Regions from separate parts of the Homo sapiens genome. Here region 2 is linked to region 1. A link is a loop called in an ENCODE intact Hi-C map of the cell type or tissue named here. Cell type or tissue: ovary. All regions are shown on one strand. Each heading gives the region's core, and the rest is flanking DNA. Links, peaks and the distances in the headings are about the cores only.

The links. Peaks named below come from ENCODE experiments on the same cell type or tissue, not always from the same donor. Only the 100,000 strongest peaks of a DNase experiment are listed, where the experiment ranks them.
Region 2: it touches region 1 in a loop (4-fold over the local background); 107 of 110 quality-filtered maps call a loop at or near these places.

Annotation. Positions count from the first base shown.
Region 1 is chr20:57,370,739-57,379,032 of GRCh38, forward strand. It overlaps RAE1 (ribonucleic acid export 1), which reads left to right. Exons shown (of 12, transcript NM_003610.4): 9 at 2,737-2,843; 10 at 2,925-3,000; 11 at 3,869-4,063; 12 at 7,275-8,294. The coding sequence ends at 7,361. LOC124904938 (a long non-coding RNA gene) reads right to left here. Exons shown (of 2, transcript XR_007067671.1): 1 at 6,814-8,294; 2 at 5,502-6,439. Among named protein-coding and RNA genes, the nearest start is that of RBM38, 17 kb to the right of the region's middle. RefSeq lists an enhancer at 3,742-4,739. In ovary, for the core only: no CTCF peak of the experiment used is centred there; a DNase peak (open chromatin) is centred at 4,231.
Region 2 is chr20:57,498,080-57,506,407 of GRCh38, forward strand. It overlaps CTCFL (CCCTC-binding factor like), which reads right to left. Exons shown (of 11, transcript NM_001386993.1): 10 at 5,357-5,522; 11 at 1-622. The coding sequence ends at 471. Among named protein-coding and RNA genes, the nearest start is that of CTCFL, 23 kb to the right of the region's middle. RefSeq lists enhancers at 782-831, 1,280-1,839, 5,138-5,227 and a silencer at 1,821-2,021. In ovary, for the core only: no CTCF peak of the experiment used is centred there; no DNase peak of the experiment used is centred there.

The DNA.
Region 1 (8,294 bases), core at 1-8,000:
TATTTCCCTTCTTTTGCCTACTAGAATGTAAACTCCATGAGAGCAGAGATTTTTGTTTGTATTTGTTGCTGCCTCCCAGCACTTGGAGGAGGGCCTTAAGTGTAAAAGGTGCTCTGTGAATATTTGCAGAGTGAACATTTGATCTGAACCTGCCCCTCTCGGCCACCACCAGCCTGTTGCTCCTGATGTGCTTCACAGCCCATTCAATGGGACCTCCATCTCCTTTGTTATAGCCAGAAATCTTGAGGTCACCCCTGATTGGAACTTTCCCTCTCCTGTCTCACTAATCCTCAGTCTCCTCCCCTCTACCCTGAAATTATTTGGGAATCTGTTCATTTTTCTCCCTCCCTCCTGCCACCACATCTAATTCAAATCTTGGAAAGCACTTAGATCAGAACTCTATGACATTGGTCTTGGCAGTAATTTCTTGGATATGACACCAAAAAGCACAGGCAACAAAAGCAAAAATGGCCAAGTGGAACTGTGTTAAACTAACAGCTCTTGCACAGCAGAGGGAACCATGGAAAAGAGTGAAAAGGCAGCCTGTGGAATGGGAGAAAACATCTGGAGGCTATTTCTGACAAGGGATTGATTTCCAAAATACGTAAGGAACCCCTGCAACTCAATAGTGAGAAAACTGGTGACGTGAAAAATGGACCAAAGACTTGAATAGACATGTCTCCAAAGAAGACATACAAATACCCAGCAGGTGTATGGAAATGTGCTTAACATCCTAACTATCAAGGAAAGGCAAACAAAAACCACAGTGAGATACCATCTCCTAGCTGATGGGACCACTGTTACCAGAAAGCCCAAAGATAACAAGCGCTGGGGAGGGTGTGGGGAACATGGAACCCTTGTGCACTGTTGGGGGGATGCAAAATGCCACAACCGTTACAGAAAACTGGAGGCCTCAAAACATGAAAAACAGAATCACCATACGATCTAGCAGTTCCACTTACAGGTCTTGATTCAAAAGAATCAAAATGGGTATTTTGAAGAGAGACCTGTACTGCTAGTGTTCCTTGCAGCACTGTTCACAATAGCCAAGTGAACAGATAAAGAAAATGAAGTGTATACCTGCAGTAGGATGCTGTGCGTGCAGCCTGAAAGAAGGAAATCCTGCCATTCGTGACAACGTGGGTGACCATGAAGGAGATTATGCAAAATGAAATAAGCCAGACACAGAAAGAAACTGCATGGTTCCACTTAAATGTGATATCCAGCATAGACTCACAGAAGTAAAGGGTGGAATGGCGGTCATCAGGGGATTGGGGGAGAGGGAAATGGGGAGCTACTTAATCAATGGGATGAAATTTCATTAAACAAGATGAGAATGTTCTAGAGATATGCCGTACTACATGGTACCTGTAGTCAACAATAATGTAGACTTAGAAATGTGTTAAGCGGTGGCTCTCATGTTCACTCTTCTTACCACAGTAAAATCAGCACTTAGACCTTGGCCCTGGTTCAAGGCGTCCTCCGGAGCTGAGGCAGGGGCTCTTGTAAGCGGCACCACTGGCCTTGCCGGACCCCAGCCTAAGCCCTTCCCTGCCTCCCCATTTCCTTTTGGTTGAATCCAAAAAAAACCTGGTCCCATCTGGCTTCACTTCCTGCCACCCGGTGCTAGCGCCCTGGCCTCTCCGTTGTTGAGAACTGATTGCCATCGGCCTTTGCACAGGGCCAGTGCATGTGGCTCTTGGTGCAAGTGACACCCCTGGCATTGTGCAGTTCCTGGTGTGCCGCACAGTAGACCCTGTGCTGATGACCAGCCATGGCCTTTTCTGTCATCTAAGAACTTACAGATGTTTGTCAGTTTGCTTTACTTTTTTTCTTCGTACTCACAAAAGTAATGGTCTGGCAGTTTTTAAAAAGGCAGGGGAGCAAACAGTACAGGAATGAAAGAGGAGGCCGTTTTCCTTCGTACTTAGGAAACGTGCATCACCAGCAGCTGTCACGATGCCAGAGGCTGCTTCTCCCTTCGTCTTGCCTGGCCCCTGCCTGGGTCCTGCCAGGCTTCCCCTGAACTCACACGGAAGCTCAGATGACCAGCTTAGGCAGGGTGGATGGCCCTCCAAGCTTTGGCCAGGTTGCCACGACTGGAAGGAGGAAGTGGTAACTCCAAAGTTGGCTTCTCCTCGGGGTGGTCGGCTTTTCTGCCCAGGAGGCTGGGTAGTGGAATTTCTGGGTTCTTCTGTAGAATAGAGACCTGCCCTTGGGCCCTCACACTCAACACTGGGCGAAGTGCAGCGTGTTGCTTGTCTGTAGCATGGCCACTGCACCCACCGTCCCCTTCACCCTGTTACCCTGTGAGACGGGTGCGGCAGAGCCTGCATCCCTCCTCCAGCTGGGGAGGCAGAAGCGCAGAAGCTTCGGGTGACCTCCTGAGGGGTGTCTGCCTAGCCAGGGACGTCTCCATTCCCCACAGGCAGGGCCGCTGTCTGCCTCGCAGCCCATGGGGCTCTGCTGGCGTGAACGCGGCCTTGCAGGGTGGCAGAGGGAGAGCGAGCAGCGGGGGCGGGGGAGGAGCACAGGGTGTGCAGTTGGGTCATAAACTCACTGCTTAGATGGAGTTACTAAGGAGTTAGAAAGCAATGCTTACTGCTGTATCATATTTGAGTGATTTTTTCTGGTTCTTCTAAAACCTAAACATGGGGTAAAAATGACTTACCTTCACGTTAGTCATGAAATCTTATATTATGCTGTGATTATGTCTCTTTTTTATTTTAACTGTAGCATCGGTGTGTGGCTATTTTTAAAGACAAACAGAACAAGCCTACTGGTTTTGCCCTGGGAAGTATCGAGGGGAGAGTTGCTATTCACTATATCAACCCCCCGAACCCGTAAGTGTGACTCTGTCAGCTTGCAGATTTCACTGGACTTTTTTTAACAAAGGAAGACTTACATGAACCTTTGTCTTTCAGCGCCAAAGATAACTTCACCTTTAAATGTCATCGATCTAATGGAACCAACACTTCAGCTCCTCAGGACATTTATGCGGTACGTTTTTAGACACTTTAACCGTGGTAATACATCTGGAAACCAGACTTGGAGGTGGCTGAGGAATTGTGGGATCAGAAAAGACTCATCACTGAAGAGCTTGTGTGTTCATGTCCGGAGATAAGTGGCTTATGCTGTAGGCTTCAGGTTTCTGTGGATTTTTGTTGTTGTTTTTGAGACGGAGTCGCTCTGTCGCCCAGGCTGGAGTGCAGTGGCGTGATATCACCTCACTGCAACCTCCGCCTCCTGGGTTCAAGCGATTCTCCTGCCTCAGCCTCCCAAGTAGTTGGGACTACAGGCGCCCAGCTAATTTTTGTATTTTTAGTAGAGACGGCGTTTCACCATATTGGCCAGGCTGGTCTCGAACTCCTGACCTTGTGATTTGCCCGCCTCGGCCTCCCAAAGTGCTGGGATTACAGGCGTGAGCCACCGCACTTGGCCTTGTTTTCTGTGTTAACGTGCCGCCTAACTAGCAGTGTTGTGTATTTGTTTCTGAACATAAGCTTAGGATGTTTTGCCGAGAGTCTTCTCCCTCCCTCAGGAGCGCTGGTAGACAGTTCACACCCACAGCTCAGACTGAGAAATCTGTTTGCTCAAAAGAAACATTTTCCTGAGGTCTGCTCCTTGTTTCTTGCTGTCCACATGCTCACTTTCTCTGGTGTGCAGCCCTCACAGGAGGCAAGATTGGGTTCTGGGCTGGCATTTGATGGAGGAAGCCTGGATAGTTTCTCTTGCTATCAGCGGGCAGCAGCTGGAAGGAAATGTACCTGTGCGCTTTGTTTCCTAACTCAAGCAGGAAGTGTGCGTGGGTGGAACCTTCTCTGCGCCCCTCTGCCTGGCTTCTCATTGTGCATGTCAATCCTTGCAGGTAAATGGAATCGCGTTCCATCCTGTTCATGGCACCCTTGCAACTGTGGGATCTGATGGTAGATTCAGCTTCTGGGACAAAGATGCCAGAACAAAACTAAAAACTTCGGAACAGTTAGATCAGCCCATCTCAGCTTGCTGTTTCAATCACAATGGAAACATATTTGCATACGCTTCCAGCTACGACTGGTCAAAGGTGAGAACTCCCGGGCCTGCTCTGGGTGCTCCAAGGCAGCAGAGCCAGGCTCTGGGTTCAGAAGGCCTAGGCCTGAGTTGTGACTCTTCTCAGGACTCACGTGTGTCCTTGGGCAGGTCACCGTCCCCTCCCTGTAAGGGGAAATTGCAGGACTTCCTCAAATGGTTGTGGGGATTCAGTACAGCCTTTGGCCAGAACCCAGCACACAGGAAGTGCTCGGCCAGTGTGAGCCATTACGGGCTGCTCTGTTCCTGGGCACAGAAGCACAGGCAAGCCGGGGGCTGCACTTTATGAAGGGGGTGGCAGGGCGGGTCATGGAGCTTTCGCCTGGGTGCTGTTGGTTGCTTGGTTGGCTGGTGGTTTGGGCAGGGGGAGTTAGGAGCTGGCAGGAGTGGGGCTGCATTTTTGAGGCCTTTGGGCATGATGGTGAAATGTGTAGACTCGGGTACTCTGCCCAACCCCATGGGAAGTGTGTTGGCTTTCAACCAGCCTGCGTGTTTCTCCACTGCTCAGCTCTTCTGGAGAGGTTGTCATCATTGTATTTGTGGTTTTCATCATTCTCCTCCCACCCCACTCTGCCCTTTGCCCACAACAGCCTTCTAGACTTTTCCCTACCCTGCCCTGGCTTCCGATGGGGAGGTCACCTGCTTCACATAGGAGGGGCTTCCAGTGGCCTGCAGTGTCTTTCCCGCTCACCTCATGTCTGCCTGCGCTGACCCCGTCTCCTTCCACCCTCATGGCTCTTTTCTGGGCCTTCTCCCACTGTCTTCTGTCCCCGTCCACCAGCTCCTCCCCTCTGTCTAAGCATGGAAGGCTCGAGGAACCATTTCCATGTATATTAAGGCTATCGAGAGAGTGGTGTCAGCACCTACCCTCTTGGTTCCCTGTGCTCTGGCCCCTCCTCAGTCCACTGCCAGGTACTTTCTGGCCTCTTGCAGCTGTACTCAGAGTCCCTGTGGCCACGTCCTCCTCATCCAGTCCAGAAGCTTCCTTTCTGTCTGTGCCGGTCACTCACCCGTCCCTTCCTGTTCCATACAGCTCTCCTCCCTGCTTCTTGGCCATGTCCTGGTTTATTCTGCTTTGGGCTGTGGTTCCTGTCCTCCTGCCAGCTCCTGTCTCCTGCCCCTCTTGCCTTGCTGGCCCCCCGCTATCTCAGCCTGGGGGGCCACCACAGGGCTCTAAACAGCGCTTTGCATTCCCAAGACACCTGCTGCCACACAAGCCAGTGACTGGAGACGTCCCTTGGTTCGGGCCCTGCCCGCTCCACCTTTAGTATTTCCCAGTCTCAGGAGCGTGGCTGCACCTGAGTCTCCCTGAGGCCCCGAACTTAGACACAGAAGTCCAGCTGATTGCCTTCCATCCCTCTGACCCCTCCAGGCCTGCTGCTGCTTCTGTGTTTCCCTGTTTGAGGGTTTGCTGTGTGAGCCATGAAGCTGTGTTCTTTTTTTAAAGCAACTTTATTGAGGTACAATTGAAATACAGTCATTGTTTAAAGTGTACAATTTGATCAGTTTCAACATCTGTAAATACCCATGAAACTATCACCATAGTCATCTCCCCGAAAGGTTTTTGTGTATATTACTGTAATCTTCCCTTACGCACACACAAAACCATGGATCTGTTTTCTGGCATTATGGACTAGTCTGAATTTTCTAGAATTTTATATAAGTGGAGCCCTACGCTACATTTTCCCCTCGCCCCAGCTTCTTTCCCTCAGCATAAGGATTTTGAAATTCACCCATGCTGTTGAGTGAATCACTTGTCCGTTACTTTTCAGTGCTGGGTAGTATTCCCGGGTGGGGTGTGCCATTTGTTTATCCATTCACCTGTGTAAGCCATGCACTCAGTTTTGTGACAAGAGTGTACTTTTTTGGTTCTGCCTGGCTGGGGGTGGACAGGCTGTGGCGTGCGTGGAGCCCGAGGCCTCAGCTCCCACATCGGGCTCTTCATTGAATCTCCTCTTTGCATACTCATCCCAGCAGCTGCATCAAAATTCTGCATTTTAACTTAAATGACGCGGGACTCTATACGTTATACGCGTTAAAAAATGTAGTAAATTGAAAGCAGTGAGAAAGGTAATTGCTTTGAGTGCTGTTTAAAAATTGAAGTAAAATCTCATTCATTTAAGCAGTTAATGTCAGCTTATTGTGGGGGTTACATAAATTAGCATCTTTTTAGTTTAAAAGAGAAATTTGCTTCAGGGGTTTTTCATTGTTCTTAGTTCAAGGACAGTTATCTCCAGTGCAAAGTCATGATCACATATGATTGATGTTATTAGCTTGCTGCTTGAGTTACTGTTCAGAAAAACTACACTTTGTATATTATGAGAATTAGTGGTCACTGTTGAGCAAAACTTCTAGAGCTTTCTTGGCATGCCTGTTGGGAAGAGAATAAAAATGTGTCATCAGAGTACAGGTGACAGAGTGCACCCAGCGCCATGCCCCACCTCCCTCTTCCAGTCCTTTGGCCCACCTGCGGCTCCTGCCTGCTGTCTTTCTTCCGGATCATCTGCCTGGCCCACCCCACTCACCTCTCTTCTTAAAACTTAAATGTGATCACATCACTGACCTGCCTACAGCCTCCTTTTCCCTGGGGAATAACGTTCAAAGGCCTCCCTCTGCCATTCACAGCCCTGTAGTCTGGCCTCATCCTGATTTCGGGGGTCTTTCGATGCTGTATAGCCCTGCATCCCCTCCGGTGTGGGCCCGGGCAGACGTGCACACCTCCGCACACGCCTCTGGCTCACTCACCACCGTTCATGCCTCTGCTGTGCTCCGTGTCTGTTGCTCCTTCCATGTGGGGCGGGGTGTCCTCCTTCATCCCCATGATACCCCGCAGGTCAGATGTCCTCCTTTCTGTGAAGCATTCTCAGGTCAGAACTAATTCTGACCAAGGGACCCAAGGCAGTTATCCTGGCGTTAAAGTCCTGGGGTGTTAAAAGGGGGCTCAGTGTTGAAAAGGAACTCACAGGTTCCTACTCACAGACTCTCTCAGTAGGACATTGATGACACACTGGTACCAACCACATCCTTAGGCCTTTCTCTGAGGACTGAAGTTCTGCTTCGCATTTGACTTTATCTTTGTTGTTTTATTTCTCTGAGAGATTATATGTTTCCAGTATTGTAGCACAGGACTTCACCTAGAAAAAGCACCTACAAATGCTAACTTTCTTTTGAATAATAAGATCATTGGTGTTTTTTGCTCTCTTTAGGGACATGAATTTTATAATCCCCAGAAAAAAAATTACATTTTCCTGCGTAATGCAGCCGAAGAGCTAAAGCCCAGGAATAAGAAGTAGTGGCTGGAGACTCTGGCTCAGCCAGAGTTGTTTCTCTCCACTCTGCCTCATCTCTGTACGAATTTGGGTCCCAGCCTTGTTGGGTTGTCAGCCATGGACATGGATTTCAACCCCTGGAGAAAACGATGTCATTGTTCAGCAGCTGAGAGCCCAGGCGTCCGCGGCGACTTGCCGTCTCTCCATTCCACTGCCTGTTGCAGAGTTTTTCTGTAACTAAGGGGGTTGAGGTTATTGTAGACGTTAGATTGCGGGCACCGCCAGGGATTTTGCAGCGCTTCAGTGTACGTGTTAGAGAATATTGGAAAAGCGTCTGTGAGCCCCGTGCTGTATTTTGTAATAAAGTCTTTTGCAGATTGCTTCCCGAGCTTCCTTTGTCCTTTTCTCCCCTTGCCCACCCCGTAACCTCAGGAACATGCGTCCTGCCCAGCATCAGCGTGGGGTTTTGAGTTGAGATTTCAGACACCCTCTGGGAAATGCGGCAACCTTAGGGGAAAGGGAGTCCCCAGCTGCGCTCACTTCTGCTGCGCGGAACGGCAGCCTCTGTGAGCCCTGGTGGGCAGAGTTTGAATGTGTTTTTCCTTGCTTCCCTCATTCCCATCTTCAAAATCCCCAGTGCTTTCTGGCCTTGCTGCTCAGATTTCCGAGTGACTCAAATGGGGACTGTTACTTGTGCTGGGTGACAGGCCATTTGTGGGTAACCTCCTAAGGCCCAAGTGGGTGACACTTGCGTGACTTTCAAGTTAGAACCCAAGCCCCCTGCATGGGAATTGCCCTGAACTCTTACCCACCCCGGTCCCCTGCATGGGAATTGCCCTGAACCCTCAGTAGTGGTTGTTTGGCTGTTCTTTTGTATTTTGTGTAATTTAAAATTCCTGGTTGGTAAGTATTCAAAATGAAATTCAGCTGGGCTGAGAAAAAGTGTGACTTTTGGGT
Region 2 (8,328 bases), core at 249-8,248, 130 kb after region 1:
TAGAAATATCATGGGTGTATATAATGCAACATAAAAATGTCCAGCTTTGACTGTGGAAGCACTAGCTGGTCTAGACTATTTTGAAATATCCAAAAATCACTACTCACTCATTGTGGGCCACCTTGCCAATATCAAGTGAATGAATCCATAGGTTTGAGGTGTTACCCTCTCATTCAAGGTTTAAAACTTTTATAAAATACCTGCAATGTTTCTTTGAAATATCCAGCTACAAACAGGAGAACAATTCTAGACACTACCTCAAACTTGTGTCATCCATTGTCATGAACTTAATTGTTTCAAAGAAAATGCTAAAAATTTCTAACTTGCTTTAGGAATTAGGGGCAGTGAACATGCAACCTGACTCTCTCTCACTTATCCATCGTGTTGAGGAGCATTTCACACCTTAAATGCTAAAAACTTCTAACTTGCTTTAGGAATTGGGGGCAGTGAACACGCAACCCGAATCCCTCTCACTTATCCATCGTGTTGAGGAGCATTTCACAGGTCACGCCTTCATCCACTTCCTCTTTGACTCTGGCTGTGGTTTCTCTGCAGGCGACAGGAAACATCTCTCCTGGGAACTGTTCTCCCTTCGTGGTGGAAGCCTCCTCAGCAGCAGCTTCTTGAGAAAAAGTCCAGGATGAGCAAATTTATCAGAAAGCTAAGGAATTGGAATTTATAAACTGTGCAAATATATTTTGGAAACCATCACTTAAATTTGAACACGGCAGCAAGCATGTTAGAAAACAATCTAATTGATAAGATGGTACTATTCTGATCTCAACTACTGCCTTCAGTCAGGGCTTCTTAGCCTCAGCGCTACAGACGTTTGGGGCCAGAGAGCTGTCTGCTGGGGGCAGGGCGCTGTTCTGGGCACTGTAGGATGTTAGCAGCGACCCTGGCCTCTACCACTAGATGCCAGTAGCACCCTCCTCTCCAGCTGCAAAAACCATAAAAATGTCTCCAGACATTGCCAGTGTCCCCTGAAGGTGACGGGGGGGGGGTGGGGGGGGGACACAGTCATTCCCAGCTGGCATCAGCTGCTATAGGTGAATGTGGATCTTACAGATTTATATCGAGGCGGATCTCAGAGATTTATATTGTGGCTGAGCTGCTCACCTAAGTCTTGTCCCAGTACCCATGTAATGATGCTGCCTACATGAAGAAAGCCAGTTGCCTGCAGGACATTTGTCCCTTTGGCCAATCGACATATACTGAGTACTGATTCTGTGGGTTGCGCGTTCTGCTAGGGATGCTGGGGCCAGCGCCAGGCGTGTATCCATAACCTGCTCCCCCTCCAGCAGCTCAGGAGCCAGTCTGCACAACTTAGTGGGTTTAAAACAGACCACTGTGAGCCGACCCATATTCAACCCTCTACTGTCCCCAACCTTTTCAGTACCAGGGAACACTCTTGTGGAAGACAATTTTTCCATGGACTGGTTGGGGTGCGGGGGTTGGTTGTGGGATGGTTCAAGCACATTACATTTCTTATGTACTTTATTTTTATTATTACATTGTGATATATAATGAAATAATTATACAGCTCACCATAATGTAGAATCAGTGGGAGCCCTGGGCTTGTTTTCCTGCATCTAGACAGTCCCATCTGGGGGTGATGGGAGACAGTGACAGATCGTCGGGCATTAGATTCTCGTAAGGAGTGTGCAGCCTAGATCCCTTGCACGTGCAGAGTTCACAACAGGGTTCACACTCATGAGAATCTAACGCTGCCGCTGATCTGACAGGAGGCGGAGCTCAGGCGGTGATGCGCCCGATGGGGAGCGGCTGTCAATACAAAGCTTCACTCCCTCACCCACTGCTCACCTCCTGCTGGGAGGCCCAGTTCCTAACAGCCCACAGGTCCACGGCTGGGGGGTTGGGGAGCCCTGCTCTACTCATTTTCCAAATTACTTTCCCAAACATCCACAGAGCGCCACACTGAAGAACGTGACTGTCTCATGTTCTAACTTGTCTGAGGATATTTTTGTCCATGCTTCCTTGAAGTATTTTTTTTTTTTTTTTTTTGGTGGATGGAGGGAGACAAGAAGACCCAGTTCTTGGATATGAAAAGAAACACTGAGATCCACAAAACTGGTGCCATCAGGCCAGGCACAGGGGCTCATGCCTGTAATCCCACCACTTTGGGAGGCCGAGGCGGGCAGATCACTTGAGGTCAGGAGTGAGAGACATGGTAAAACCCCATCTCTACTAAAAATAATAGAACAATTAGCCAGGCGTGGTGGCGGGCATCTGTAATCCCAGCTCCGGAGACTGAGGCATGAGAATCACTTGAACCCAGGAGGCAGAGGTTGCGGTGAGCTGAGATCACACCTGGAGTATAAAGTGAAACTCTGTCTTAAAAAAACAAAAACAAAAACTGGTGCTATCAGATAGTCACCCATCGAGATCTGTCAATGAACTGGAGGTGCTGTGTGCTGGTGTACCGGCAGAGCAGACACAGAAGTGAGACAATTGTCTGGATAACACAGGCTACAAAGATCCTGAAATGCAGATTAAGTCATATTTTTTGCCAGGTTATTTGCCTTAATTCACACTTGCTTTGGATATGACCGCTGACCATCAAAAATATGAAAAAAGTTTGTATATGTACAATTCCTATCATCAGTTTTTAAGCCTATAAGAACCTTCTCAACTCTTCTCCATAGCAAAAATGTCACCGACTGAGGGTGACATGTTCAAAATTCACCCCAAATCATTTGGTCTTCTGGAGGTTTAAGAGATAATTAACAACAACAAAAAACCAAAAACCAAACCAAAACCAAACAAAAACAAAACAAAACCACTACATTTAGGTGTCAAGGTGTGGAGAACTGCACAAGTGTCCTTTAGGTGCGGAATCAGCGGGGAAGTCACGTTTCTCCAGGGACCCTTTAGGATCTGACTTAAACTCAGAGCCGAGGTGGCCAGTAGCCCGGCCTTGGGTTTCTACAATGTGCGCTGATGAACTGTGGGTCAAATTTCACCGGTCTGTCTTCTCCAGTAAAGGACTGTGCTTACTATTCACTCGTTTATTCAACAAGTGGTGACTTAACGAGCAATGCTGAGGCCAGGCCTAGTGCCAGGAGCTGGGGACGGACCCGATGGGCCAGGCCCGCCTTGGAGGAGCCTGCGGTGCCCTGCATGTGGGAATCCGGCACTTATTAAAGAACCAAATAAGCGTGAAGTGTGCAGGAGGGGCAGCGCAGGACCAGGTGGGTGGTCGCGCGAAGTGCTTTTATTTTTCTGAAGATACGGAGCATGTTTAAGGCTGATAGGAAAGAGCAGGCCTGCAGGGGTGAGTTGGCTGAGGAGGGTGGGTGGGGGACATAAAGCTGCTCATCTGGGGGGTGGGTTCCAGACTCAGAGTCAGAAGGGGCCTTAGATGGGAGGGGTGGCTCCTCCAGCCCCTTCCTCCATTAAAAAATGTGAAAAATGATATTTTACAACATCATTGGTATAAAGGAATCCAAATGGAATGCAGGCTGCATTCATTGCTTGATACCCATCAGTGAGACACTGGTTTTTCTTCTGATCTGCCCCTATGAGCACTGTGGACAGCCCTGTGCCCTGCGGGGCCGGATGGAGAAGCCCCAGGAGCTGGCGGAGGATGGCGGGAACTCCAGCTGGGAGTGGGATGACACAGGAATGCCGGGGCAGCGGGCAGCAGAGCCCATCTGCTGGTGCAGAGTCAGTGAGGCCTCCACCCAGAGGGAGGGAGGCAGGGGCTGGGAGTTTGGGATGAAGGTGCTCACTGGAAATCAGTGGAAAAGTTATTGGTGCTGAGGTTCAGAATGAGGGCTCTGGGCACCTGGGCAGGCTCGTCCCCACCCTGTGATGGAGCTCTCTCCCTGTCAGATGGATGACAGTGCCCCCTGCAGAGGCCTGTGGTCATGATAAGAAGGGACTTGCATGAGCTCAGTGGTAATTGCCGATGCCTGGAGGAGAAAGGAGGGTGCTCCGCGCATGGGCAGTGTGCACAATTCTGGAGAGTTCCAACTGAGCTGAGTGATGGGGCACTGCCTGGGACCCCTCAGTCTCACCAGTTCCCTGCCAGGCAGGGCCTGGCTGTGTGACGCAGGCATGGGAAAGGCAGGCCGGGGGCACACCCAGGCTTAGGGCTTTGCCAGATGGTGAGACGCAGAGAAAGAGTGGGGGAGTGCTGCCTGTGGACAGAGCGACTGGAACCAGGGACCCAGAACCGACTCCACACAGAGGGAGTGGGAAGGACTGCAGGATGCCCGCTTCTACCCGAGTTTCAGATACATGATGAACATTTTTTTTAGTATAAGTATATCCCAAATAGTGCATGGGACACATTTAAACAATGATTCACTGTGTATCTGAAATTCAGATTGAGCTGGGCATCCTCTATCTGATCTGGTAACTCTTGAGGAAAGGCAGGTGGAGGGCGACCGTCATCTGTGGGAACATTCGCAATGCAGGGACTGAGTCTGGAATGAGAACGTGGGGTATTTGCTTGTGCCGTAAAAGTCTGGACAGTTTCCAGTCATCTACGGTTCTAAGGTTCTCAGAGGAAAGGAATGGAGAAGGTGAACAGTGCAGGTGTTCACCTGTGCAGGTGTCAGGTTGGCCCCTCTTACAGCAGAGCCATTCACAGGACACACAGGACAGGGCCCAGCTTCAGCCAACCTGGGAACTCACTTCAGCTCCCAGAGGCCAGAGGACGAAGACTGTGATGGCTGTGGGGGCTGAATGGTGACCCCTAAAGGGATATGTCCATATCCTAAGCCCCATAGCTGACCTCCTTTTTTCAAAAGAAGTTCTAAATCCTAAATGATAAATGTCTTTGTAAGAGGCAGAAGAGAAGGCCCACACACAGAAGAGAGGAGAGAGCTAGGAAAAGACAGAGGCAGAGACTGGAGGATGTGGCCACAAACTGAGGAATGGTGGAGCCACCAGAGTTGCAAGAGGCTAGGAGGGACCCTCCCCTAGGTCCCCCGAGGGAGGGCGGCCCTGCCCACACCTGGATTGAGGATTTCTGGCCTCTAGAGCTATTTGAAAATCAATTTCTGTTGTCCCAAGCCACTCAGCTTGTGGTCATCTATTGCAACAGCCCAGGACAGTCCCTGTAGCTGCAGGCGACAGTCCAATGCGATGGAAGAGGGCTCCTCGGGGTGGGGGCCACACATGGACCTGCGTGGGGCTCTCACACTGACTTTCTCACGCTATGCTCACTGCCATTCTGAGAGATCTGGCACAAGCCACCTTGCAGGACCGACTGGTGGACAAATAGGGGCTCTGGACACATCCCCTGGACAGTAACACTCGGCACCCAGGATAGTCACAACCAGAAAATCACTGAGGCGGTAAAAACAAATCTGCGTAAAATCAGTACCGTCTCCGTTCGCGGCTTCCTTCCATCCCTTCGCAGCTTCCTTCTGACCCTTTGTGGCTTCCTTCAGGATGGTCTGCTTCCTCTTTCTTGTTCTTCTTCCCTTTCCTGAAGCAGCCGACTTTGCTTCCCCTGATCCACACTTCTCCGAATGTCTGTGCAGGTTAATCTGTCGGAGAATTGACACAGAACACACAAGGCGAGTGAGATGGGGCAGGGACCCCTCTCAGGGGCCTGTGGGGACCCCACGCATGGAAAGAAAGAAAAATCCTGAGTTCTTTCGAGGGCAATTCCACACACCTCGCTAGCCCTAAGAAGTAAATAAGCAACTTGATAAGCAAGAAGGTAATAGGAGGCCAGGCACTGTGACTCACGTATGTAATCCCAGTACTTTAGGAGGCCCAGGAGGGAGGCTGAGGTGGGAGGATCGCTTTAGCCCCGGAGGTCGAGGCTGCAGTGAGCTGACTGTACCACTGCACTCCAGCCTGAGTGACAGAAAAAAAAAAAAAAGAAAGAAAAGAAAAGGTGATAGAAACCTAAAACAATAGCCAAGGAAGCTACACTCAGGATGTTTGGGGCACTCGCCCAGGCTGGAGTGCAGTGGCGCCATCTCGGCTCACTGCAAGCTCCGCCTCCTGGGTTCACGTCATTCTCCTGCCTCAGCCTCCCAAGTAGCTGGGACTACAGGCACCCGTCACCACGCCCGGCTGATTTTTTATATTTTTAGTAGAGACGGGGTTTCACCGTGTTAGCCAGGATGGTCTCGATCTCCTGATATTGTGATCTGCCCACCTTGGCCTCCCAGAGTGCTGGGATTACAGGCATGAGCCACTGCACCCGCCCCCCGTCTCCTTTTTTTTTTTTGAGATGGGAGTCTCGCTCTGTCACCCAGGCTGGAGTGCAGTGGCATGGTGTCAGCTCACTGCAACCTCTACTTCCCAGGTTCAAGCGATTCTCCTGCCTTAGCCTCCCAAGTAGGTGGGACTACAGGCGAGTGCCACCACACCCAGCTAATTTTTGTTATTTTTAGTAGAGACAGTGTTCCACCATGCTGGCCAGGCTGGACTCAAAACTCCTGACCTCAAGTGATCCACCTGCCTTGGCCTCCCAAAGTGCTGAGATTACAGGCGTGAGCCACCGCACTGGCCAAGATAACATCCTAACATCCGTCCCTGAGTTGTTTTTTAGAAACCTGGCTCTTTACCAAACAGGTCCACCGGCAGGGAGACCTAAGATAAGGAGGACCTGGGGGCTGAAATCTGACCACTGCTAAATTTGTTCTAATTTTGTTCTTAATTTCCTCCTGAGAGGCCTAGAGGAGGTCATGCCTCGTGAACCAGAGCTAATACTCTTTTCTCAAAATTTTAAACAAAACTTCTCTTCCTTAACCAATTGCAAACCAGTCTCTGAATCTACCTACAACCTGTAAGCCCTTGCTGCAAGATATCCTGCCCTTTTAGGGCAAGGTATCCTCCATGCGCTGATTTATAATTTTGTCTGTAGCTTCTGCTTCCTTGGCACCCTGCAAATAAACTCCTGCTGCAAACTGTGGTGTGGATATCTGGTCTTACTGCACCAGGCAAGCAGACCCCAGTTTGGTTCTATAACAAGAGTCGGCTTCCCCAAAGGCACTGAAAAATGCACAGTTAAAGAGATGGCCTTTGGGAAAACTGTGGGTAGCATGCACCTTTGATAATCTTGTGCAAAAATGATGACTTTTTAAAGGTGACCCTTTCTGTTGTGCTTAGCTCTAGCCAAAAGCTAGCTTGCTTTAAGTATTTTTTTTTAATAATAGAAATCAATGAGAAGACAAAATTTATTTATTTATTTATTTATTTTTTGAGACGGAGTCTTGCTCTTTCGTCTAGGCTGGAGTGCAGTGGCACGATCTCTGCTCACTGCAAGCTCCGCCTCCCGGGTTCATGCCATTCTCCTGCCTCAGCCTCCCGAGTAGCTGGGACTACAGGCATGTGCCACCACGCCCGGCTAATTTTTTGTATTTTTCAGTAGAGATGGGGTTTCACCATGTTAGCCAGGATGGTCTCGATCTCCTGACCTCGTGATCCGCCCGCCTCGGCCTCCCAAAATGCTGGGATTACAGGCGTGAGCCACCGCGCCCGGCCTTAAAATTTATTTTTCTAGAATGTTTCTACTCTCTAAAGTGAAGACTGATGTTGAACCAAAAATTCAATACATCAGTCAATTTCATAACCATCAACTACATACCATAAAGATTTTACTTTTCTGTTAGCTACTCTCTTGAAGCTACTGAGCAGAGGTCATGGGTGGCAGTTATGAAACTGTATACAACATTCAGGAATAAAAGCCAAAGACTTCCCCTAGTCAAGCCTACTCGTGACATAGTCTCATCTAACAAACACTCAGGATAATCTTAAGTCAGAAAATTTTCACTTTTTGAAAAGGTCCTAGGCAAAAGTAAAAAAACTGGCAACAGGTGTTGAAATTTGCAAATTATGCGAAACATCCCGCCTGATTCCCATTTTGACTTTCCCACTGTGCTTAACAGGACTGTCTGCGTTTATGATGGAAGAAGGAAGAATTTACACATAATGGGGGTGATGGAACAGGTTGTTTAAACTTCTTCCATTTTATGCTTAGACACTGGGGTTGGCAAACGACAACCAGTGGGTCAAATCTGGCTGCCAACTGTTTGTGAAAGCAAGTTTTACTGGAACACAGCCATGTCTATTCATTTACACACTGCATCCACAGCTGCTTCCATGACACAAGGGCAGACTCAAGAAGTCGTGGCAGAAACTGATTTGCGTTGCCCTGGTGATTAATGACGCTACGCTTACTGGCCACCTGTATGTCTTCTTTGGAGAAAGGTCTATTTAGATACTTTAACTGTTTTGTTTTGTTTTTTTCCTGAGACAGTCTCGCTCTGTTGCCCAGGCTGGACTGTAGTGGCACAGTCTCAGCTCACTGCAACCTCCACCTCCTGGGTTCAAGCA